Linked DNA regions of Mus musculus: all the other regions are linked to region 2. A link is a loop called in an ENCODE intact Hi-C map of the cell type or tissue named here. Cell type or tissue: gastrocnemius. All regions are shown on one strand. Each heading gives the region's core, and the rest is flanking DNA. Links, peaks and the distances in the headings are about the cores only.

Region 1 (5,000 bases), core at 1-5,000, 68 kb before region 2:
GGTAGATTAGTACTGCAGGCCTTTGCCTGTAAGAATGCCTGGCAGATTCTACTCAGGCAGAGGACGGCTCTCTGCTCAGGCTTGGGTGAGATGCTGTGGTTTGGTGTGAAGTCCATCATTTCCTGAAGGGTCAGATAAATCCTGCCTCCTGGTCAGATTAGGAGACAGGGCTGAGAGCTGGTCCCGAGGAGAATTGTTCCTCCCTGCTAATAGCCAGTGGGCTGTAGCATGGGCTGGGTTGTTCTTCCATAGTAAGTCACAGGTAATGCAGAGGTGGGTGGCCACTCCGCCCCGATCCTGCCAAGAGAGGTTGGGGCTCAACACCCCAACAGTTTGATGTTCTTTCCTTCACATGAAACCCACCTGAATTTTGCTTAACAAGATGCTTTGTAAGGTGTAGAGCTTTTTCACGCAAGGCACAGACATTTGCTATGAAGTTTGAAACCACTGTGCCTTACACCACTCCCAAGAGAGGACCAGCTGCAGCTGTTAGAGGAGAAGGCAGGCCTGCGCTCCAGAGCTGGGGCAGGGGTGAGGCTGCAGGGGTTCTGCCAGCGACTCATTGTGGCAGCCACTGTGAGAGTGAATGCTCACCTGTGAGTGCTAGCCTCTTCCCCCTTTACAGTTGGGGGGGAGACCACTGCTTCTGCTGGTCCTGGCCTCTCTCCTAGCCATGGTAGCCCCAAAAGACTGGCTACACAGAAACAGTACCGGTGCTGGCACAGTGACACTGTGAGCTGAAACCTTTCAACTACACCAGAGAGTGGTTGGGAAGAAATAAGGCCACAGGTGGGTCAGGTGTCCAACATTTGGGAAATATTTTCAGAATGTGTATGTTGATTGTATAACGTGAGTTAGTGTGGAGCCAGGAGTAAGCATGAATACACCTACCCTCCTTTCACCTGTGGTTCCATCTGTCCAGATATCCGTCATCAGCTGCAGATAGCACAGAACCCACACCGTAGTGCCGGGCTGCCTAGCCCCATCTCCAGGACCCTGTGAGCAATAAACAAATACCTAGCAATAGCTCCACAGGCAGGCGCTGCCAGCCCCATGTCAAGTGGAGAGAATGGAGGCTAGGAAGTTAGGCCTTCCCTAGTGCCCCACAGCTGGTGTCTCAGAGCCCTGGTCTCAGCTCATAGGCTAGTTCTCTTCACCCCGCAAGTTCCCCCTATGCCCACTGCCTGTGGTTATGTGACCCCTGGTTCTTGAGTTTATTGAGCTTTTATTAAGAGCTGGACCTCTGCCTGATTGAGTGTCAGCCCTCTGGTACCCAGCTATCTTAAACAAGCTGCTTCTCCAGGCTCCAAAGCAGCTGCTAGAGGGGAAGTGGGTGGCAGGGACTTCCCAGAGGCCCCCTGGCCAGACATGATGTCAGCTTCTGAATCCACACTATAGGGGCGGGAGTGGAGTCATTGAGCTATAGCTGCTGACCAAAGACAGTACAGTCCATACCCAAAGGTCCCTGTGTCATACTCCTGTAACACAGCTCCAGGACCCTGCTTTGGCAAGCATTCAGGCAGGATTGACTCTGGAGTCATGAGAATACTGTGGGAGCCACCTGCCCAGTTAGACGCTTGTGGACAGAGCCTGTGGCTACCTCTGAAGCCAAACCCAGCTTAGGATCAGCGTCAGGATAATTTTGAAGGAGAAATTTCATTAGAATGCAGTTTGGTATTGTTAGATATGAATGATGACTTTAGGCTGAGCAATACACTTTTAGATATTAATTTTTAATACTGCTTCTTGGGAAGTCAGGGCTTCTATTTAATGAAGAATTGACTATTAGTCAATATGGCTCCCACCTCTGAGCCACGGCGGCCGTCAGTCTCTCACACCAGGTTTTAACAAGGTGTCTGCTGCTTGCAAATTTGCTAGAACTCTGCAGATTGTATGACATAGCGAGTGTCTTATTTCTCACAGTGACAGTTGTGTGGCTTCTACATGGAGCGTGTCCTGGAAAGTGGATGCCAAGTCCTCTCTGAGGCCCGCTCTCCAGTGCATCTCTGCTCTGTGTATCAGCTCATGGCTTTGGAGAAAGGCTGTTTCAGGATTATGAAAATAGTTGTTCGTGTGTCAGACCAGATTTATCAGCTCACTTTAGGGTTGGTTTTTCGAGCCTGGCCATTTAGAGGAGGGTATTTACCTTTTATCAGTGGGTGCTGACAGTCTGTTTGCAGGAAACTCCATGGAATATTTCACCTGGGTCTCCAGTGGAAATCTGGCCGCCAAACAAAGTAAAATGAGCACCAGGGCTCTTTCCCGGGGTCTCACCCCGCGCCACGATAGACTGCTCTGTTTCAAGACAGGATTTCAATTATTAATTTGGATATTTAATAAAATCCTTTGCCTTCAGTAACTTTCAGAAAATCTTTTGAGTTTATTTGGGTTGGGTTTTTGCCCACGGAGTGGATAAAATTCAATTCAAATATCCTCCTTGAACAGCATATAGTTTCTTTCTAGTTGAATGATATTAATAGTGATTATTATAATAAATACTGCTGTTATTGTTTCAGCTACAAGTTTTTGAGCATCTTGTATTAGGCATCATGTAAACACTTAAATGCATGTGTGTGTATGTGTGTGTGTGTGCATCTTTGCAACCGAGGTACTGGGTAAACAACCCAGTTCCTTTTCTGAGAGAAGACTGACCTTGGAGAGCTCAGGACTTAGCTCAGGCCTGTGGAGTGAGGCTTAGCAGAAAGCATCGGAGAGCCCAGGGGCCGCCAGCACACCCTGCTTGCCTACAAGGAGCCTCCTGGGTTTTCAGCTCTTTGCCTCCGTGTTTCCTATAGCCAGCAGGTATGAGACCAATCACAGCTGTCCAGCCCATGGCCCACATCCCACCCTCTCCTTTGCCAGGGCTTTATTCTGCTAACCAAGATGTTTTCTACAGCTCTTAAGATAGAGTGGGCTGGAAGAGGAAAGAGTTGCCTGGGGTTCTTGGTCAGGGGTCTGGGCCTTCGAGCACAGCCTGGCCGCTTGCCGGCTCTGGGCTCTCACGCAGGCAGCTCATTATGAGGCAGCTTGGCCCCCTGCTCTGGAAAGGCAGCCATGTCAGCTGGATGAGAAGCCAGCAGTGCCCATGTGTTCTTGGTTTTAGAAGTTAGGTCAGCGAGGTTTAGAGCCTCTTTAAATATTTCAGTTTATAAGATTAGACTTGATCATCTGGGACGGAAGGGTGGCGCCCCAGGCCCGGGCTTGGCTTTTTTCTTCATTTCTTTCACAGGGGAGGTAGGTGTTTTGGCAGTGCAGGGTTCGAGTGTAATAAAAACCTAAGGGTAGTGAGTAAATACAGTGACTTAGAGTGCTGCAGCAACTCAGAGAGCTTACTCCTTTTATTTTTTTATTTTTGGAAGGAATTGTGAGTTGAAATACAGCAGAGTGGCACAATCCTTGTAAGAACCTGCCCAGGCTTTCAGGGAATGGTGAGTCTCTGGCCACTCTGTAAGGAAGTGTGTTCTCCACCTGCTTGACTCCTCTCAGTGGGGGGTTGACAGCAGCGTCCTGCAGTCCTTTGAATAGGTGGGAGCTCTACCACGCATGCTCAGGTGTGGTGAGCGAGCGAGGCCACAGTTCTTTCTAATCCCAGGATACTTCAGAGATCTGAGCTCCCAGTGCCCCCTGGTCTCCTGACAACACAGCAAGTTCCTCAGGTTTTCCACGGAAGATGAACATGCCACCAGGACACGCTCCCCTCTCCCCAGAATCTGCCCTCGGTCACCATATGAATAGCGGGGGTGGGGGCAGTCAGCCAAGTGCCCCAAGCAGCGGGACCCTGCCCCCTCCCACCCCAAGTCAGTGGGAGCCCCGTGTGTTGGCTGTCATTTCCTGTCATGTTCTGTGGAACATGCTCACTCTTCATACCTCTTAGATTCTAAATTTCAAAAGTAATTTGTCACTTTCAAAGGGTGTGTCATTAATAACCATTATTTAGAACTGCCAAGTCTTGTGTGTGTGTCTGTCTGTCTGTCTGTCTGAGTTAAGCACCCAAAAAATTGGCCTTGCTGATGGCAAACAGTGCCTCCATATTGATAGATCTAGCCCTCCCCACTCCCAACCCCACCCACAAGTGAGTTGTCCCCTGTCTGCCTTTAATCACTACGAGGGTGGGTGGTGACAGAGCCTGGCCGAAGTCTGGCCTCAGCCTGGCCTCCTGGAACTCATTAGTATTATTGCCAAAGACAGGATTTATAAATTGAGATTTTTTTTTTAACTGCTTGGAAAAAATGTCTATTGCATTTTATTGTTCTTACAAGAGAGAAGGGGAGAGAAGAAAGATTTTCTCTTCAAGCATTTGAAGCAGTAAATAAAGAAGCCGAACTTCAGCTCTCCCTGGGTGTGGACCCTGAGCAGTTGTCATAAATGCTGCAAAGATGGTATCTGGGCACCCTGGGGCTGGGGGCCGAGGGAGCACCTCCAAGCCTGCAGATGGGTGGCAGTTAAGAGACAACATTGGCATTCAGTGCATGCCAATCGCGCCGTGATTCTTAACATTAAAATTCCACTAAAGCACTAATAATTACTGTTAATACCGTCGAGTGGAAAGTTACAGTAAAGGAGCAGTGGTAGAAACAGTATTTAAGGGAGAGCTGGCGGCATGAGAAGAATGCAAATAAGCGTTATTAGCCTAATGATTCTGCCGTCGCCATGGTTGTGCGGCACCAGTGTTGTGAATATGTCATCCAGCACCCGTGAATTTGGAAAGTGTGTCAAAACACAACTTCAATTAGTTTGCTCTAATTATGGCTCTGGAGAGTTTGTGACTACATCACTCCTCATTAAAAGAGATTTTCTTATGTGGATTAATGTAATATACAAAGGAAAGTTTCAAAGTTCCTGGTGCCATTTGCTCCCATCAGGAGCTTGCTAAGAGCAGGCCTGAGAGACCCAGGGTGTCCTGCTGGGACCAGATATAGGCAGGAGGTCAGTGGGGAGGCTGCCTTGAGAAAGACAGTGTGGTGTTTCCATCTGTCCTGCTGAGTGGCCATTGTAGAAGG
Region 2 (5,000 bases), core at 1-5,000:
CAGCCCCGTCTGCCACCCACCTTCCCCAGCAGGTCTGCCATGGAGGCGCTGTCCTGTCAGCCCAAGAATGGTTAGAAATGGCCTCAGACAAATGGCTGCACCAAAAGTTCATGCCAGCTGCCAGCAAGGACACCTGCCTGGTGCAGGTGCCACCATAGTCTGAACATACACCGAGTCCCCTGGTGCTGCACAGGCAATGTACACGTTCAAGGAAGAGTGCAAGGTTCATCCCCGTAGGCAGGGAACACAAAGGAAACAGCATGCCTAACTGGCAGCATGACCAGCCAATCAGCACTCAGACTCCAAGTTCCACACGTTCCCTTGTGGATATGGTAGAGGTGACATGGTGTCATGGAGGGGACACTGCAGAATCTGCATGTCTGTGGTCAGGTACCATGTGTTGATGGTTTAGATTACATGATGCTTTTATAGGCAGGACACAGGTGTGCAGTGAACATGTCTGTGGTCAAGTACCATGTGTCGATCTAAGTGATATGGTATCATGGACAGGATGCAGGTGCCCAGTCTGCCTCTGTTAGATGCCACACCTACCTATGGTTGTTTTGTGGTTTGAGTCAGGGTCTCAGTATATAACTCTAGCTTGTCTTGAACTCACAGAGGGCTGTGCAGGCCCTGTGTGTGGAGGCCAGACAAGGATGCCGGCAGGTGGCTCCAGGGTCCTCCTCTCTCAGCTTCCCAGTTCATTCTTCTGAGCCAGGGTCTCTCTGAGCCTAAAGCTTGTTAGAAGCCAGCAGGAATCCAGTGATCATCTCATTTCTGCATCCATGCCCAGACCTCAGAGCTGGGGAGTCCCTTTGCCCCCCCCCAACCCCAGCTGGAGTGCAGGCCCCACGGGACAGTGCCCCATAGCATAGTGTCACTATTGGGCACCCTCCAGCTGGCAGAGACCTTCAAGTGCCTCTGCTCTCACATCCCCAGAGCTTCTTGGCAGTGTGGCACACCCAGCACTTATATCACAGGAAGACACCCAAGAAAGATGGCGCTTCAAGCACTTACCCTCAGGCAGCCTGATGGCAAGGAGCAGGGTCATGGAAAACGCAAAAACCACAGCATTCAGGTGCACACTGAGACGTGGGTGGTGGGAAACGAGTGAAGCCATGATTAGTGAAGTAACTCAGCCCGGATGCTGGCGCTGTCTCAGCTCTCAGCCTGGTCATACACTCCTGTCTGCTGTCTTCAGAGGCCTCAGCAGAATACCTGTCAATTGGGTCAAGGCAATAGAGTGATTTTTGCTGTCCCTCCTACCCATGGGAAGTGACCAAGGAGTCACAGCAAAGTTTTCTGGCCTGACACAGTATGTCTTCCTTCTTGTTTTCTTGCTACTGTCCCCACAAGGCCACACTGCCCACCCCACCCCCAAGCCCAGCACAAGCTGCTCCATTGAGGAGCGAGGAAAAAATGCAATTCCACAGCGGTCCATGATGAAGCATCTTCCCTCTGACTGAGTAGATGGGCATATAAATATTCCCCGTCTCCGCGGCTCTTTATTTCCCTTGTAAGCAGTTGTCCCATTTCTCCATCTGATGGATTCCCTGTCGCAGCCAGGGTGGGCGTGCCCTGGCTGTCTTGGTCCTCTGTTTCCTTCCACCTACCTATGCCGCCATGGGCCTCCATCCCAGTGCTCATGGGCCAAGATGCAGGCGTTGAAGGCTCATCCGACACAGACCCTTTAAATCAGGAGCAACAGCCCCTGGCTGAGAGAGCCAGGTGAGGGAAGCCAGTCTCTGCAGACTCGGCGTGAACAGGCTCACCCAGACACTTCACGGGGTACGTGGGGCTGTGGCTAGCTGCTCTCTCATTAGCCTACCTTGCTTCCTGATGGAACAGACAGCCTCCATTTTCAGAGGACTTAGAAGCTGAAGAAGGAGAGTCTCATTAGCAGAGGGACCATCTAATATTAATCACCCCTTAAAATTGACAAGGGAGGCAGCTCATTTAACCACTTAATTGCTACAGGTTTTTATGGGCTGCTGTTTGCAGACATATTTAATGAAGAAGTTATAAATCTAAGAGAGCTTAAAATTTTAATTTTATCCCTAAATATTATCCTTGTTCTCGAGTTTGTAGTCAGGCCTCAGGAGTGTAGTCACGTGAGATACTCTTTAAATGAACATATTTGCTAACTGGCGTGATTTCAGTTTTTAAAACATTGGTTCCAGCAATTAGGCTTTTTTTTTTCCAGTTCCCAAATGACTAGAGGAATTCGTCTTGATTATAATTGCTCTTAGCCACGCATATCTAATTTGTGTCTTTTTAAGTGTTAATTAGTAAACAGTTCGAGCTGACATCTTTATGTGTTTGTGTGTTGAAAAATGGGGCTTATTGCTTATTTAGCTTGGGGCTGATCCCGATAGCATTTACGTCACTACTCAGAGGTGAAATTAATGGAACCACATTTGGCAGCGTGAGGTTAAAAGAATTTTCAAATTCAACTTTTAGATGTCCACTTTGTTAGGGCCTCTTCAAATGCACGAGGTTAGGGTGGGCTGGGGAGCCTGGTCTGCTGGAGGAAGGCCAGGTAGGGTTGCATTCATAATGAAATGGCAGCGTCCCAACTTTATCACAGCAGAGTGCTCGGATCCAGCCCAGTGGTTCCTTCCTTTCTGCTTTTGGAAAGCATTCCTAGTGCTTAGGAATGTGAACTGATTTGATGATGGTTGAGTTGCAGCCACAGAAATATGTGGTCCCTTTGCACCATCTACTGGTCATGTCTTGAACTGCACTGGATTACATGGCTGCCTCTGCTAGGTGTTCTTCACCCTGTGTTCTTTGAACAGCTTTATTATCGGCCAGGAAGGCAAAATATTTGGAAAAGCAAATATTCCTACCTCGTGAACCAAGTGTGATTGATCCAGTAGACTGCTATAAGCTCCTGTATATTCTTCCAAGGTCCCAGCTGCCATCTAAATTTTTACAGAGATCACACTGGCTTGAGACCATTCCTATGCAAAACAAAGAAACTCCAAAAGACAGTGCATGGTGAGGCAGGGGTGTGGCAGTCAGCAGACCGCCAGTTTATCCTGTGCCTCGCTGTACCGTCAGCACACGTGCAGTGGCTGCAGCTACAAAGAAACTTTTAAATTTGTTAAAGAACTTAGTAGGTGGCTTGGATGGGATTTTTTTTTAAGATTTATTTATTATTATATCTAAGTACCCTGTAGTTGTCTTCAGACACACCAGAAGAGGGTGTCAGATCTCATTACAGATGGTTGTGAACCACCATGTGGTTGCTGGGATTTGAACTCAGGACCTTTGGAAGAGCAGTCGGTGCTGTTAACCACTGAGCCATCTCTCCAGCCCTTGGATGGCATTTCTAAAGGCCTAAAAGATGCCTTCCAAAGTGTGAGGGCGGTTGGTTCACTGCCACATTCTGCTAACCACAGGCATGCACCCACGAGTCATGCCGCAGACCAGCGTTAATCCTCCTCTCCCACTGAAGAGGACCTCTCTGGTATGGCACCATTTGAAGCAGACTCAGGACTCCTCCCAGTTGGAGATCATTGTGGGGATTGGGGGTCTTCCTTGATTTTCTCTGTGCCTCACTTTGTGAGGCAGCATCTTGCACTGAGCCTGGAACTCACTGACTGAGCTAGGCTAGGCTTTGCCAGTGTGCTCCAGGATCTCTCGCCCACCACTGGGCTTACCCACCACTGGGCTCACACTGGCCTTTCCATGGGCGCTTGTGATCTGAACCCGGCTACTCATGCTTGCATGGCGGACACTTTTCCAACAGAGCTATCTCCTCCTGTCCAGGCATCAACTTTTCAATACTTGGTGTTTTCCCGACAGACCCATGCACACGCATGAAAATACAAACTCAGAAACATGTGAAGTACAGAGTGAATCTCCCCTGCTGCCCACCTCAGACACGCACATCTAACCAGTGTTACACCAGCAAGCTGCCTACTTCAGACACACACATCTAACCAGTGTTACACCAGCAAGCTGCCTACCTCAGACATGCACATCTAACCAGTTTACACCAGCAAGCTGCCCACCTCAGACACGCACATCTAACCAGTGTTACACCAGCAAGCTGCCCACCTCAGACACGCACATCTAACCAGTGTTAGTTACACCAGCAAGCTTCCCACCTCAGACATGCACATCTAACCAGTGTTATACCAGCAAGCTACCCACCTCAGACACACACATCTAATCAGTGTTACACCAGCAAGCTGCCTACCGCAGTCATAGCTCTGAAACCTGCTCCCCACTCCTGCACACTCTAAGTCCTTCCTCCTAATGCCCTCCCTTCATCAAAGAGGCTTTTTTTTTTTTTTTTGCTGCTAGCAGATGGAGACTGTATCAGAAGCCACAACTGGCCAAAATGCAGTCTGCAGCCCATTCCTTCTGCTGGCCGAATTCCCTGCCTTTAAAAAAACAAAACACTTTTTCAAGAGTTTTATATACTGTATTTCTATCACTACACTTCCACTCCCTTTCAACTTCATGACCTCTTCAATTACACACACACACACACACCTGAGTCCATCGAGAATTGCTGGTTTGGCTTGTGTTTAGGGATGACCACACGGATTGGCTGACCACATAGGATTATAACCCACCAGGGGCTCGACTTATAGAAGTCTGGCACTCCATCTCTCAGCAATCACTAGTCACTGATAGCTCTTCCTCTAGTGTTGGAACCGTGTGAGGTTTTCCCTGTCAGCTAGTGGCATCACTGGGCAGGTCTTGTCCAAGCAGCCACATTGTTGAGATTTAACAGGTACAACTATCTTGTAGCTGGCATCCAGGCTCTCTGCCTTTGACAGGCTCCCCCCTCCAAACCTCCCCATGCCGTCTGCAGTGTTCCTCGAATCTTTAGGGTACAGTTTCTATATGTTTATCAGCTGGGCCTGGGCACCCCACAGTCAGACGGCCTCTGCATTTTGGCCAGTTGTGGCTTCCGTAACGGTCTTGTCTTCTGTGAAAAGAAGCTTTGTGGATGAAGAGTGAGAGCCACGCTTCTCTGTGGG
Region 3 (5,000 bases), core at 1-5,000, 61 kb before region 2:
CTTAAGAAGCAAGGGTCCCCAGACTGTCAGCGAGTGTAGTCACTGACCAGGGACCTTCTTCTGACACCGTGACCAGCTTGTAGTGGGGATACTCCAAAAGGTGCTGATTAAAATGCCAGCAGGTGCAGGGAAGGCCCGTCACTGTGACTCCCGCACCCTGCTCGCACCAGGTGTTTTCTCAGAGCCTTTTTCTTCATTAAGTGGTGTTCATTAAGCACGTCCTCACACCTGGTGCTGAGGCTGTGCATCGCAGCCGACTTCTTCCCAGTGGTGTTTTGCAGGAATAAAAGGGAATTTCATTTAGCCATTTGCCACCCCACCCCCACCACTTCAGCTCGGCTGCCATTGCTTTTGAATGGTCCTTCTGCTGTCCCCAACCCTCCTTCTTGGACTACCCGAGATCACGTCCCACACACTTGGTGTAGATGATGAGACAGCTCTTTCACACCAGTGCTGTGCTGCAGGCTGTCCCCTGTGCCATCTCTGAGAGTCTCCCCCTGGCTTTGCCATTGTCAACTTTCTGATTAGAAGGGAAGCAATGTTTCATCAGAACATTAGCAATGAAAATCATGAGGTGCATGGGGTAGGTGCATCCGCCCTCCCCTCAGCGTGACTGCTGATGACACCACAGTCATGTCCCAGAGCTGGACATCCTTCAGGCTTGTTGGCACTGGCCCTGTGCACAGGAGGAGGCTGTCCCTCAGGGCTGGCTGTGGCATGCTGTTTTGGAGCTGTCTAACAGCTGTGTTACAGAAGAGTACCCAGCTCAGCTGTCCCTTCTACTTGTTCCGCCCCTGGCAATGTTAGGAGGTCATCAATGCTGCCCCATTTTTCTGCCCAAAGCCCCAGTTCCTGCCAGCTGAGGTTCTGTTCCATACACAACACTTCCACCAGTTCTTCAGCCTTCCCCCAGCTCTGACCCCCCCCTCCCATGGCCACTGCTCTATGTATGTATAACTCTTTATGGTGATCTTACAGTGTTGTCTTCAGATTTTTGTGAACCTTCATAAGCAGTGCCGAGTTGGCACCCAAGTCCAATCTCCAGCAAACTATGTCCCCACCTGCATAGCTGGGTACCCGAGGAACTCCGCAGGTACTTCTGCAGGCTGGGCAGCCTCAGCACCTGGCTACCAGCAGGTAGCTGGTTTGGGGATTTTGTACTGACTTTCCAGGTAGAGTCTGTGAAAATGTCAGCTAGCCATATTTCCCATCTAAAACACAGCATTTCCCACGTCCCTCTCTGTCCTCATGGTTCCAAAGAGAATGGCTAAGCTCTAGTCTATCTACCCTGTCTGCTTCCCATTCCTAAGCCTGAAATGAACTAGAGCATTTCCCCCAGAAAATATCTCACTCTGTTGCCCAGGTTAGCCCTGAACTTCTCCAGTAATCCTTTCTGACTCAGCCTCCTTAGTAGCTGGTTAGCAGCTACAGTTTTAATGCACTTATTCCAGAAAAAGAGGCGGCCGTGCCTTCTTTGTTGTCTTCAGCTGGAAGTAAAAAGGTTTCTATGGCACAACTCTTTATCTTCTAAACACAGGGTGTCTATCATCTTCAGAAAAGTCAGAAAATGCCATGGGTATTTTCCAGGACTCACTCACCACCCAAGATGCCCCCACTGCCTGCTCTGGGGTTCCGGGAGCTCCCTTGTCTTTGCTTACTTAGACAGGAGAGCGGCCGGGCTTTGTTGAAGTAGAATGTGCATGTTGTAAGCTGTGCATACTTCCTATGCTTTGCAGGTGGATGTGTGTGTGCACATGAGGCATTCGACAAACCAAGGTCTTGAGCGCCCCTCCCCCCCATGTGTCTGTAAAGAGCAGCCACTGGTCTAGCCCTGTGGAGTAGTTTGCATTCCCTAGAATATTCTAGAAATGACACCATAGTGTGTATTATTTTTACTCAATCTAGTTGCCCCCAAATTAACCCATCTTGCATGTAGGTAGTCTGTCCCTTTTTGATTGCCGAGTTTGACACAGTATGACAAGTCACTCTCCAGTCACCTGGCATTGTACATCTGTTCTGTTCTTAGTATTGCCAAATAAAGCCAATAGAACTTTTGTGAACGAACCTTGGTATAGAAACACACTTCTGTTTCCTTCTCTTGGGCAGAAGTCTCTTGGGTTGTGTGAGTGGCTGTACTTGACTTTTAAAACCTGACCTGAGCTGCTTTCTGATGTGGGTTTGCTGCCGTGCTCCTGCCAGAGCCCCCTGACTGTTCTGGCTCCCCTCATCCTCACCAAGCATTGACAGTATCCATCTCTGACATCATTTCACTCTGGAAGGTGGAGGGGTTGCATTTCCTGTGATGGAAACTCACATGGCCCTCCCAACTCGTGATCGAGTCTTTTCACGGGGAATTTGCTCCTCGTGTTTTCCTTAGGGATGTGTCAGTTCCAGTGTTGTACCCACTTCCGGGCTGAGTTCTCTTCTAAGTTGTAAGTGTTCTGAATATGCTCATGTCAGAGTGCAGCGTATGCTGGTGCCTGTTTTCTCTGGGTCTAGCATTTATTGTCATTTTAAAAATATTTTTATTAGTTGTGTAATGATGTGTATAAATACTTTTGTGTGTGGTGTGCACATGTGAGTGCAGATGCCTTGTAGAGTCCAGAAGAGGGCATTGTGGGCCCTGGAGCCAGAGTTATGGATGGTTGTAAGCCATTGGATACAGTTGCTGGGAATGACACTCAGGTCCTCTGCATTCTTAACTACTGAGCCAGCTGCCCAGGTCTGTGTGTAGTTTGTGATGTCGTGTGTGTGTGTGTGTGTGTGTGTGTGTGTGTGTAAAATATTTAACCCAGGCTGGTCTGGAGCTCATAGTGATCCTCCCGCCTCAGCTTTCTGTATGCTAGGATTATAGGTATAAGCTACCACACAAGGCTTAGCTTATGCTTTTTAATATCCCATTTAAGGAAAGTCAAATAGCTCAATATTGTGGAAGTGCTGGGACCTGGCATCCCACTTGAAGTCTCAGGAACCCCTTGGTCTCTGAAGCACACACTGGAATCTGGTGCTTCAGAAGGTGACTTTCAGCCCTGGGAGAACAGAACGAAGAGACCCTTACGTGTCTGTACAGGGGACACAACACAAAAGCAGCAGTCCTCTCCAACTGCAGGTTAGCCACAGCCCCCCTTGCTACTGTCCCCCACAAGACAGCTGGGTCTGCTGCCACCCAGCAGAGCCATCTCCCTTCCATGTGACCATGGGGTCTGAAAGATTGATGGCTGCATTTAAAACATTCGCACAGACCTGGAATCAACACTAGAAAATACAGATTTAAATGAGCAAGGAAAAGGCAGAATGAAAGGAAATAAATTGTGCTGGCAACTACTGTCACGTAATAAAATGTCATGTGTAACTGAAGGGCTTTTGCACAGGGCTGTGTGAGGCTTAGTGGCCATGTTAATTGAATAAGGTGCCTCATATTGACTCGGGGCAAGAATGAAATTTCCCTTAGCATCTATTTAGCTGGAGTTGTTGTTGGCAGCGGCCTGATGCTCATCTGTTACAGAACTCCCAGCCCCTCTGCACTGATGTAACGGCTCCAGAAGCAGTGTCCACCCCGGCCCTGCAGGTATGGCCTGTCTCCCCAGGTATGGCAGGACCTGACAGGGCCTGAAGGAGCAAAGCTGGACACAGGCTCTGGAGGGCTTAGAGGCTGCCCGGATGCCTTTCCATAAACCAGATGTTGGAAAAATGGTTCCCTGAACCAAGTAGCGGTTGTTGATGACTGATGATCCCTAAGATTCCTAAGGAGAAGGCAAACAGCCCTCTAGCTTTCCTGGTGTTAGGGGATCTCTCCATAGTCACTGTGTCTGCCCATGAAGTGGTCACTTGCAGCCCACTCTTGTGATCCCCTGTTTCTGTTACACAATAGGCACCAGACACAGTTACCTCCTCGGATATCTTGGTAGTGGTTGAAGCTGTGCAGCCCTTGACCCAGCTTCAGAAGAAGCTGTGATCAGAGCAGCCCCTGGAACGTTCTGTCCCTCCCATCGCTGCTGCAGCACAGTGCCTGCCTTGATCTCACCTGGATTTGGCACGTTCTTGGGGCTGGCAGGTTCACTTTCAAATGTGGAAACTCGATTTTTGTCCTCCTCCTCGCGGGTGCTTCAGGTGCCAGTGTGGTCTGTCTAGCAGTCTCCTATTTCAGCATGCAGTTGTACTGCAGCTGCAGCTGTCCCCCAGTGTTTGATATCCGTGGCTTTATAAGCCGTGCCACGAGGAGCGTGTGTACTGTGTATCTGAAGTTTTCCTTGAGTCAGAGGGAGCGACATTTTCCAAACCATTAACCAGCCCAGTCCTGAGGAGGCAGGTGGGAAGGCTTGCTGGAAGATTCCCAAAATCATCCCTAATTACAAGTCAAAGTCAAGTGTATTCATTCAGCAAGTCCTAGACACCTTTACAGGGCTTTGTTCTCAGCACTGGGGTGGTGAGAGGAGAAGACACGGTGCAAGTCAAGCTCTGCCCACAGAGGGAGGCTGTGCAGGGAGCAAGCTGGGCTCCTTGAATTAGAAAGGAGTTCTTGGGGGCTGGAGAGATGGCTCAGCGGTTAAGAGCACTGACTGCTCTTCCAGAGGTCCTGAGTTCAATTCCCAGCAACAACATGGTGGCACACAACCATCTGTAATGGTATCCAATGCCCTCTTCTGGTGTGTCTGAAGGAAGTGACTGTGTACTCATATACATAAAATAAATCTTTAAAAAGAAAAGAATTCTTGGGGTGGGTTATCTCTTCTAGGGTGATCAAAGCGGCTATAGGTGACGCAGCCTGGCCGGCTATAGGTAAGGCAGCCTGGCCTACAGAAGCCTCTGCAGAGGACGGAGCAAGTGCAGAGGCCTGGAGCAGTTCTGAAAGCCACAGGGACAGGGCACAAAAGGCTGAAGCTGGAATTGGCCAATGTGGGGGTGTGGGCTGGGCTAAGCCGACAAGACCTCACAGCCATGGGATTCAGTTTAAGACAGAGGAAATTCCCCAGTGGGTTTGCATTGGCTCCACTCTCAAG
Region 4 (8,176 bases), core at 1,700-6,699, 170 kb before region 2:
AGAAAAATGGGAAGAAAGTGAGAGAGCGAGAGAAGAGAAAGAGGAGAGACTGATCAGGAACCCGTGGAGTGGAAAGGGGAGAGATGGGAAAAGGGGTTGATGAGAGAAAAGAGTCAGAGGCAGAGAAGGAGCAGAGAGGGTGAGGAAGGGCCCAAAGCCCCCTTTATAGCAAGTCAGGCCTACCTGTTGTCAGGTAACTGTTGGGAGGAACCTAGAAGGAATGTCAACAATGAAGACATCTTCCCAAGCAAAGGGGGTAAATGTCTGTTTTTGCAGAGTGCTTGGTGGCGAGAAACTAGTCCAGTACAAAGCCAGGGTGCAGAAAGGTTGCCACCCTAATGAGCAGGTACCAATAGGCAGACAACAGGAGGCAAAGAGATATAGCAGGTAGACAGTGGCAAGGGCAGGGAAGGAGAAGGGGGGAGAGCGGCTGTCTGTTCCTGAGACAGCAGTTGCTTATGAGGGTGTCCCTCAGTGTAAGGAGGTTGGGTCCAGCCAGCAAGATGGGATCAGGGCAGAGCTCCAAGACTGGCAGAAGGACAAGGGTGGGAACCAATCAGGATCCACCCTGAGCTGAGAGGCATGGGACCCCAAGAGAGAGACAAAAGATTGCCTGCCGGTGAATTACTGCTTGGTCTGTGGAGTTGGGAGGACTTGGCCATGCAGACCTACCCACATTAGGCTTCAAAGAAGGGACAGATAGGAAAGGAAGTAGCCTTGCCCACACCCCAAAGACCTCATCCTTCCCCCATGGCTTGGCAGGGCTTTGGAGCCTCACCTCGCATGCACCTTCTGGTACCGTAAGATTTGGGCCCCGGCATCTTCCCACCCTGTGCCACCCCAGCTCAGGGCTCCTCCTGGATCATCCTTCATTGTTACCCTGTCCTCAATTCCCCTCTGATTCCAGAGCCTCAACTGTCTTAGTCAGTGTTCTATCGCGGTAAAGAGACGCCGTGATCACAGCAACCCTTATAACAGAAAGCATCTCATTGGGGTTTGCTTACACTTCAGAGCCTTAGTCTGTTACAAGCCTCGTGGCACGCAAGCAGACATGGTGCTGGAGAGGTGACAGGATGAGAGAGATGCTAGGCTTGGCTTGAACACTGAAAGCCCACCCTCAGTGACATACTTCCTCCAACAAGGCCACACCTACTCCAACAACACTACACTCTCTAATCCCTCTCAAGTATAGCCAGTCCCTGATAATCAAGCATTCAAATATAAGAGCTTATGGGGGCCATTCCTCGTCAGTCAGTGCACTCAACCCAGCCCTGTGTCCAAGCCTGAGCCCCTATAACTCTCCACCCTCTTGTCTCCCAGCCACAGTTCAGAACTCTGTATACCTTGATCCCCTTTGGTAGACCCTTCCTGACTCCAGTCCCACCCTGCCTTCCCACACCCCATCTCTCCTCTGGAGTCAGACTGGAATCCTCCAGAGGAGAAGAGACAGCAACAGCATCTGTTGATGGTGCTCTTGATATGCTCTTCCTTGCCTTCTGTGTGTGTGTGTGTGTGTGTGTGTGTGTGTGTGTGTGTGTGTGTGTATGAAAGCCAGATGTCTATGACACACATCTTCAATTTCCCTCCATCTTACTTTTTGAGACAGTGTCTCTCACAGAACCCAGAGCTTTGGGCTAAACTGGTGAGCCCCATGGATGATCCTGGCTCTACCTCTCTCTACCTGCAGCTCCCAGAGCTAGGGCTACAGGAGTGTGTAACCACACCCAATGTTTCACATGGGTGCAGGGGATAGGTTTTTACAGTAAGCATTTACAACTGAGCCATTCTGCAGGTTCTCTTCTCCATTGTTAATATGGTCCTTGTGTTTTCAGGGTTCAGGGGAGCCCAGCTGTTGCCCGGGCGAGTTCCCTGTCACTGAGCTGCAGCTCGCATAGTGAAGACAAAAGGCTCTTCTTCAACTATGGGAACCCAAATAACAGGTGGGAATTTCAAAATGACCTCACTCAGCCACCCTGGATAAAACTGAGGCGGTGTCAGCCATCATCAGCCCTTTCCTGTGGGGAGAGCTGCTGGGAGTTTCTTGGGAGTGGGGGTGGGGTAAGGCTTCTGTATTTGAGGGTCAGGAGCTCAGGTATGTTTTGTCTGGTTGGAAAGATTAACCAAGCAATGTATTTATGATCTGTGTGCTTTTCTATATGTATATCCTGAATTAAAAGGCTTTTTCTTATTTTGGTTTCTTATTTTAAGACTGAGGGTGTGACTCAGTAGTAGAACACTTTCATTCATCCCAACACACCACACACGTGTGCGCAAGTGTGGGCACACACACACACACACACACAGAGTTCTGTGGCCTGGGCAGGTGGAGCCCTCAGGGCAGTAGAGAGGGGTAGGTGGGTTTCTGTAACAAGTGGGGCATGGCTACCTGGGAGGCTGGTCAGGCCATTGTGCCCTGACTTGGAGAGCAAGCTTTCAGTCCAATGGAATGCTGACAAACCCCCCACCCCCACCTCCTCCTCCACCGCTAAGCACCCCACTGCCCGCTGGGACCCTGCCGTGGTGCCACCTGCCTCTCCTCCCCAACAGCTGTATTTTTCAGGTACAATATGACAGGCTCAATCTATTCCTGTTATATATTTCCCGGTAAATGGACAAGGTGAGAACAGTGTCAGTTCAAATCACTATCATGACACTTAGTTCTGATTTACGGCACCTTTTGCCGCAATCTTGAGAGCGCCGGCATCCGTGCTGAGCTGGATTGCCCAGCCAGGCCCCACGGGGTCAGTGTTCAGATCAGCTTCAATAAAAGAATTTAGGGTAAGGCGGCCCCAGGTGGGCAGGGGGCAGGCTAGGGGACCCAGAGGACAAGCTGGGAGAGATGCAGAGGCCACCATTTTCTCCCACGCCTCCCTCCCTACGACTCTTTGTCCCAGGTCCTGTGGTTTGCAGCATCTGGGAAATTTATGGCGACTCCATAAACGGGTTTTACAGACAGCTGTTAGAGCGTGTGGAGCAAGGCCTGGCTGTCGGGGGACCTAGTCTCAGGCTTACAGCCAAGACACTTAAATATTATGGCCACACATATATAAAAATCGTGCTAGGCGCGTCCTCTGCTGCCTCCCTCCTCCTGACCTGGGAGCCAGAGAACGGCCAGAGAATAGCGGCTGCTTGCAGCTGCTGCCTCTGCAGAGACAACTGCCCCCAAACCCCTTGCTCCAGCCCGTGCTGTGCCTCCATAAGACAGCCTGGGCCGGAAGCATGGATGCAGGCGGAGTTGCCTGAAGGGCAGAATCAGATTGTGGAACCCCTCCTAAGCTTTGTCTCCCTGGTCCAGGCTTCCTGGACCAAGTTGTCTGAGCCTCCAAATCTTGTTATTGCTGTCAGCACTGTTTTCTGCCTTCCTATTCCTCCGGTCAGTTTCTATTTTCACTACCCTTCCAGAACTCCAGTTAACACTGCCTTCCTGGTGGTATTGGTCCCGTCTCCCCCCCCCCCCCCCCAACACACACACTCCTGAGTCACTTCTCTGGTCATAAATGCTCGGAGCCCCCTTGGACTTCTTCATAACATCTCTAACAATCGCAATGAAATAATTATTAGTGTCATTATCTGTTTAATGTCTGTCTTCCCCACTGGACAATAAAGCACAGGAAAGTGGGGTCTCAGTGGTGTACAGAACCAGGTACTTGGGAACTATACACTGAACGAATGGAGGTGAGCGTGTGTGTGTGTGTGTGTGTGTGTGTGTGTGAATTAATGGCTCATGACCCTCAGACAGCACGAGGCCACAGGGTTCTGTTCCGATAAGCAGGAGAGAGCAGAGAGATCAGCAAGGGGAGGCTTTGAGAGAAGGTACCCCAGCCTTCACAGTACAGTTTTCTTGCAAGAGAACCAGTTGAGAGACGTAAGATGTGAGACAGGGCTGCTCCCGTAGTCTCTGAGCCTTTTCTTCACAGTGAGGCTAGAGATGGTTTCACAGGGTTGTGAGGGTCAAATGCACTTAGTATGTGTAACAAAGAGCTCTTGATGCTACATAATGACTACACAAGGCTTGAACTCAATAATTCCAGGCAAAGTTATTTATGGGGGGAAAGCCATTCCCCCAGACACTTCTGCTGCCTCTGAAGCCACATTGTGTTATTGCATCACCCCCGTCTGAGTCATTTGACCAGAAAAGAATATATGACCCCACTGGAGCCAATCATAGTGGGGCTCGTAACCTATGACCCCTGGCAGGCCAGTCAGATGGCCTCTCCTGGGACTGAGGAACTATGAGAAAGGCTTGTTAATAGGTTCAGAGAGAGCCAGCCTCTCACACCCATAGCCTGGGATGACCCCCTACTTCCATCCCAGATCGAGGAGGAAGTATAAGTGGTTTAGATTTGTCTTGTCACTAGAATATACTGGATGTGTGATTTGGGGATAGGAACTTAGCCTCTGTGAATATGATTTCCTTACCCTTGAAATAGAGACTATTACAAAAAAAAAAGTGAATTGAATGATAACATGTGATAGAATGTCTTACCATTCACAATGTTCCCCTTACTAATACAAACAGATATTCTGATTTCTCAAGACTTAAGGCTACCCTTGGGCCTCTGTTTTCTTTATTTAATATGTAGTGCATGGACCTGACTTATACAGTCTGTACATGTGTGCAGTACCGATAGAGGCCAGAAGAGGGCATCAGATTCCCCGAGAGCTAAAGCTGCAGGAAGTTGTGCGCTTCTCCGTGGGTGCTGGGACTTGTGTGAGGTCAGGAATCTGAGAGCTCCTGTGTTTTAAAGATAGAAGAAAATGCTGAGACACCTGCTCAGCTTCTGAACTGGCCAGTGGGAAATTGCTAGTGTTCAGCAATTTCCAGCCCCCAGACGAATTTCTACGTGGTTCTGCCTTAGACACAATGGAAACAATAGGAAACATTAGACTGGGCCCTCCCTTTCCTGGGAAGAAGGAAGCAGCTGGCTAAATCAAGGGAAGTTCCTTTACCCAGGAGAAGGAGCTGATGAAATCCATACTATCTCAGCCTCTCTACAGGGCAGCAGCTTCCATGCGCCTCTCCTAACTATGCAGTCTCATTTACCACGGTACAGCAGGCCTGTGAACAACACTTAAGTCACTTTGCCTCATAGTACTTTGAACTGAGGTAGAGACAGATTCCCAAAGCTCACTGGCTAGCCAGCCTAACCTAAAGGGTGAGCCCCAAGTCCAAAGACAGACCAGACTCAAAAACCAACGTGGACTCCTTCCTGCCCCATTCCAGCTGTGAGTTATCTTGGCTGATGCTAGGGGCCATAGAGAGTTGAGGATTCACTGTAAGGAGACTCCATCTGTGAGCTCATCACCCCAGATGGAGTGGCACTGTGAGGAGATGCAGGAACTGTGGGATTATCCATGTTCCTGTGTTAGCAGGGACACACCGGGCGACTCAAAGGAGAATTAAGACATTCATCATCATCATCATCAAGTCAAGTTTTTGTCCTATAAATCCTTTAAAGTACTTCTCTACAGGGGAACACAGAATCCCATATATGGGGATCTTCCATCTATGGTCCCTGGAAAACCCAGAGACAGTTTGATGTTTTGAAAATGGGGGATGCCCTTCTGTGAGCGGCACAATCTCTAGCCCATGTGGCCAAGCTCAGACTTGAATAACTCAAATATCTCTTTCACTAAACAAATAAGGTGAACCACTCCAGCAGAACAATGCCTGAGGCTGACCTCTGGCTTCCACGTGCAAGGATACACACGTGCATGTTATACAGAGAGAGAGAGACAGAGACAGAGACACACAGAGACAGAGAGAGACACAGAGACAGAGGCACAGAGAGAAACAGAGAGAGAGACAGAGACAGACAGAGAGAGACAAAGACAGAGAAACAGAGAGTCAGAGAAAAGCATAAAGAGAAATTGAGAACTCAAGCGCTCTCTTCTCTGATAAGGGCATCCCATTCATTATACGAAGTGGTGAACTTTAAGCATGAGCCTGACTAGTAGCTGATTAGAACATTGGATTGTTTGCCTAAAGACGAGCATGTTCTATACCTAGGAGACAGAAATGGCCAAAAGAACAGAGCCCCCTAGATGATGCTGTCAGTCACTCTTGCCCCAGTCCTGTAAAGTCAATGTTAACCCCACAAACTATTTTTGGCCAATGAAATGTGACTGGAAGTGGCATGTCTCAGTAAATGGCGACTGTGAGAGCCAGGCTGTGCTTGCCACATCCCTTTTCCTATTGAAACAACATGTTCCAGACCCCCCACCCCCACCCCCCAAAATAAGTTCTGGTATGGATCCTGGAAGAAAAACAAAGCGACAAAGCTCAGGCTGCCAAGCTTAGCTCACTCTGAACACAGAGCACAAGGGAGACATAGACGTTGGCGTTGCGAGTCCCTGGAACTTTGGCAGTCTTTGTTCCTACGGCTCAGCCTGGCTGATCCTGACTGGTAAGAGGGCCGGCAAACAGCTGAGCACACAGGCCGACTGTGAATAATGCCCCAATTGTTCCTTTCCCCTGCTTTGAAAGCCAAAGAACCGAACTGAATGGCGGAAGAAAAAGCAAAAACCCAGGAGCATTTGGTTGGTGAAGAATTCGATGAAAACTGTGGTCCATCAGGTAAAGGCGCTTGCTGCCAAGCCTGAGAACCTGAGTTCGATCCCTGGGACTTATGTGACAGAAGAAGAGCACTGACTCTCTCAAGTTGTCCTCTGACCTCTCCACCATGCTTCATGGTGTATATGCTCACAAATATGCACAAGTAGTGTAATATATATATATATATATATATTAATTAAAGAATCCAATAAAACTGAAATGTGAGAAAGCAGTTGACGATACATGAAAAACAGAAGGGCTTGGAACGGAAGCTGTGTGCCTGGCCTCACCAGCACTGAAGTACTACTCCTGGCTCCCCACTGAAAGACAGATGCCTTCCTTCTCCCTCTCAGCATCTGCTCCCCGCGTCTGCCCCCACTGCCCCTCAAGCTGATGTCTTGAGGAGGGAGTCAGAAAAGCTCCCCGGTCCCCAGGGCTTGTGTTCCTGACAGTTTAACTTGGCCCACCACGTCACAGCTGAAACCAGCAGGACCCAAGGCAAGCAGAGTAAAAGAAGCAGTTGATAGATGTGCTCGGCTACCATGTAAAACTTCAGTGTGACAAGACACACCATAAACAAGCTAGAAACAGCTATCTCCAGGGAGAAAATATTTGCAATTTATATTGCAGATAAGGGATTAGCATCCAGAATATATAAAGAATTCTAACAAATCAATAAGAAAAAGACAAATGGCCCAATAGAACACCCAGCAAATGATAAAAAAAGAAAAAGTCGATTTATAGAAAAGGAAGTTCAAATGGCCAATAAACTTGAAGAATGTTCATTTTCAGTAGCAATCAAGGGACTAAACCATTAAGCTACCACGAAACATATTTTACTCGTCAGCTTGGTTTTAAAAAAATTAAGGTTTGACATTAAATGTTCGTGAGGGTGCACAGAAGTAGGGACTCTCAAATACTATTGGCAATAATGCAAATCCATACAACAAATTTGAAGGACAAAATAAATAAATAAAAATCAAATTGCCAATCTCTTTTCTAGAGAGGGCATTTGCATGGGGGCCCCTATGAGGGTGCTGTCCATAGAGAGAAAGCCTGGGACTGGCGAGGCAACTCAGTGGCCCCAGGGTTCTTGTGGTCATGCTAGGGGACCTGGTTGGGTCCCAGCATCAAATGGCTCATCAAGTGTTAACTGCAGTTCCAGGGAATCCAGTGCCCTCTTCTGGCCTCTGTGGACACACACACATCACAAACACACATGCAAACATACACAAGAATAAAAACTACCTTTACATTTCCTTTTGTAATTCATAATAAACAGAGAATGAAACCCTAAATATCCACTAATCGGGGATACATCGAATAAGCCAAAATAGACGTGGGCTGCCATTTAGGAGACCAAAGCAAGTCTCTTGAGTTCTTAGGCAGAGGTGCTGTTGAGCCGATGAGACAGGAAGTAAAACAGAGGCTGAACAGGGTGTCTGGCAGGGCACCTCCAGAGGAAACATTGCCTGCTCTGCAAACGTGAGGGTCTGTGTTTGGATCCCTGAAAGTGAGGATTTGCTTTCTTCTGAAACACAGAAGTGTTACGTGAGTGTGTTTTCGTTTTGATACCAGATGTGAGCTATGGGGCTGCTTCAGATTGTCCACAGCCACGAA

Evidence for each region. A loop is a pair of places that touch in the nucleus more often than their neighbours do. Peaks named below come from ENCODE experiments on the same cell type or tissue, not always from the same donor. Only the 100,000 strongest peaks of a DNase experiment are listed, where the experiment ranks them.
Region 1: a loop joins it to region 2, with 3 times the contacts of the local background. A loop is called at or near these places in 15 of 42 quality-filtered maps.
Region 3: a loop joins it to region 2, with 2.3 times the contacts of the local background. A loop is called at or near these places in 10 of 42 quality-filtered maps.
Region 4: a loop joins it to region 2, with 4 times the contacts of the local background. A loop is called at or near these places in 10 of 42 quality-filtered maps.

Annotation. Positions count from the first base shown.
Region 1 is chr2:33,812,814-33,817,813 of GRCm38, reverse strand. The region is part of intron 6 of Mvb12b (multivesicular body subunit 12B); the gene reads left to right. Nron (non-protein coding RNA, repressor of NFAT) reads right to left here. Exons shown (of 3, transcript NR_045729.1): 3 at 4,223-5,000. Among named protein-coding and RNA genes, the nearest start is that of Nron, 9.5 kb to the right of the region's middle. In gastrocnemius, for the core only: no CTCF peak of the experiment used is centred there; a DNase peak (open chromatin) is centred at 2,988.
Region 2 is chr2:33,744,334-33,749,333 of GRCm38, reverse strand. The region is part of intron 9 of Mvb12b (multivesicular body subunit 12B); the gene reads left to right. Gm52507 (a long non-coding RNA gene) reads right to left here. Exons shown (of 4, transcript XR_003953788.1): 1 at 2,850-5,000; 2 at 1,018-1,218. Among named protein-coding and RNA genes, the nearest start is that of Gm52507, 13 kb to the right of the region's middle. In gastrocnemius, for the core only: a CTCF peak has its summit at 2,732 (motif pointing left); DNase peaks (open chromatin) are centred at 860, 2,678 and 3,655.
Region 3 is chr2:33,804,989-33,809,988 of GRCm38, reverse strand. The region is part of intron 6 of Mvb12b (multivesicular body subunit 12B); the gene reads left to right. Nron (non-protein coding RNA, repressor of NFAT) reads right to left here and starts at 4,173. Exons shown (of 3, transcript NR_045729.1): 1 at 4,025-4,173; 2 at 1-257. In gastrocnemius, for the core only: no CTCF peak of the experiment used is centred there; no DNase peak of the experiment used is centred there.
Region 4 is chr2:33,915,018-33,923,193 of GRCm38, reverse strand. No RefSeq gene overlaps it. Among named protein-coding and RNA genes, the nearest start is that of Gm39792, 11 kb to the right of the region's middle. In gastrocnemius, for the core only: a CTCF peak has its summit at 4,637 (motif pointing right); a DNase peak (open chromatin) is centred at 4,646; H3K27ac peaks cover 246 bases.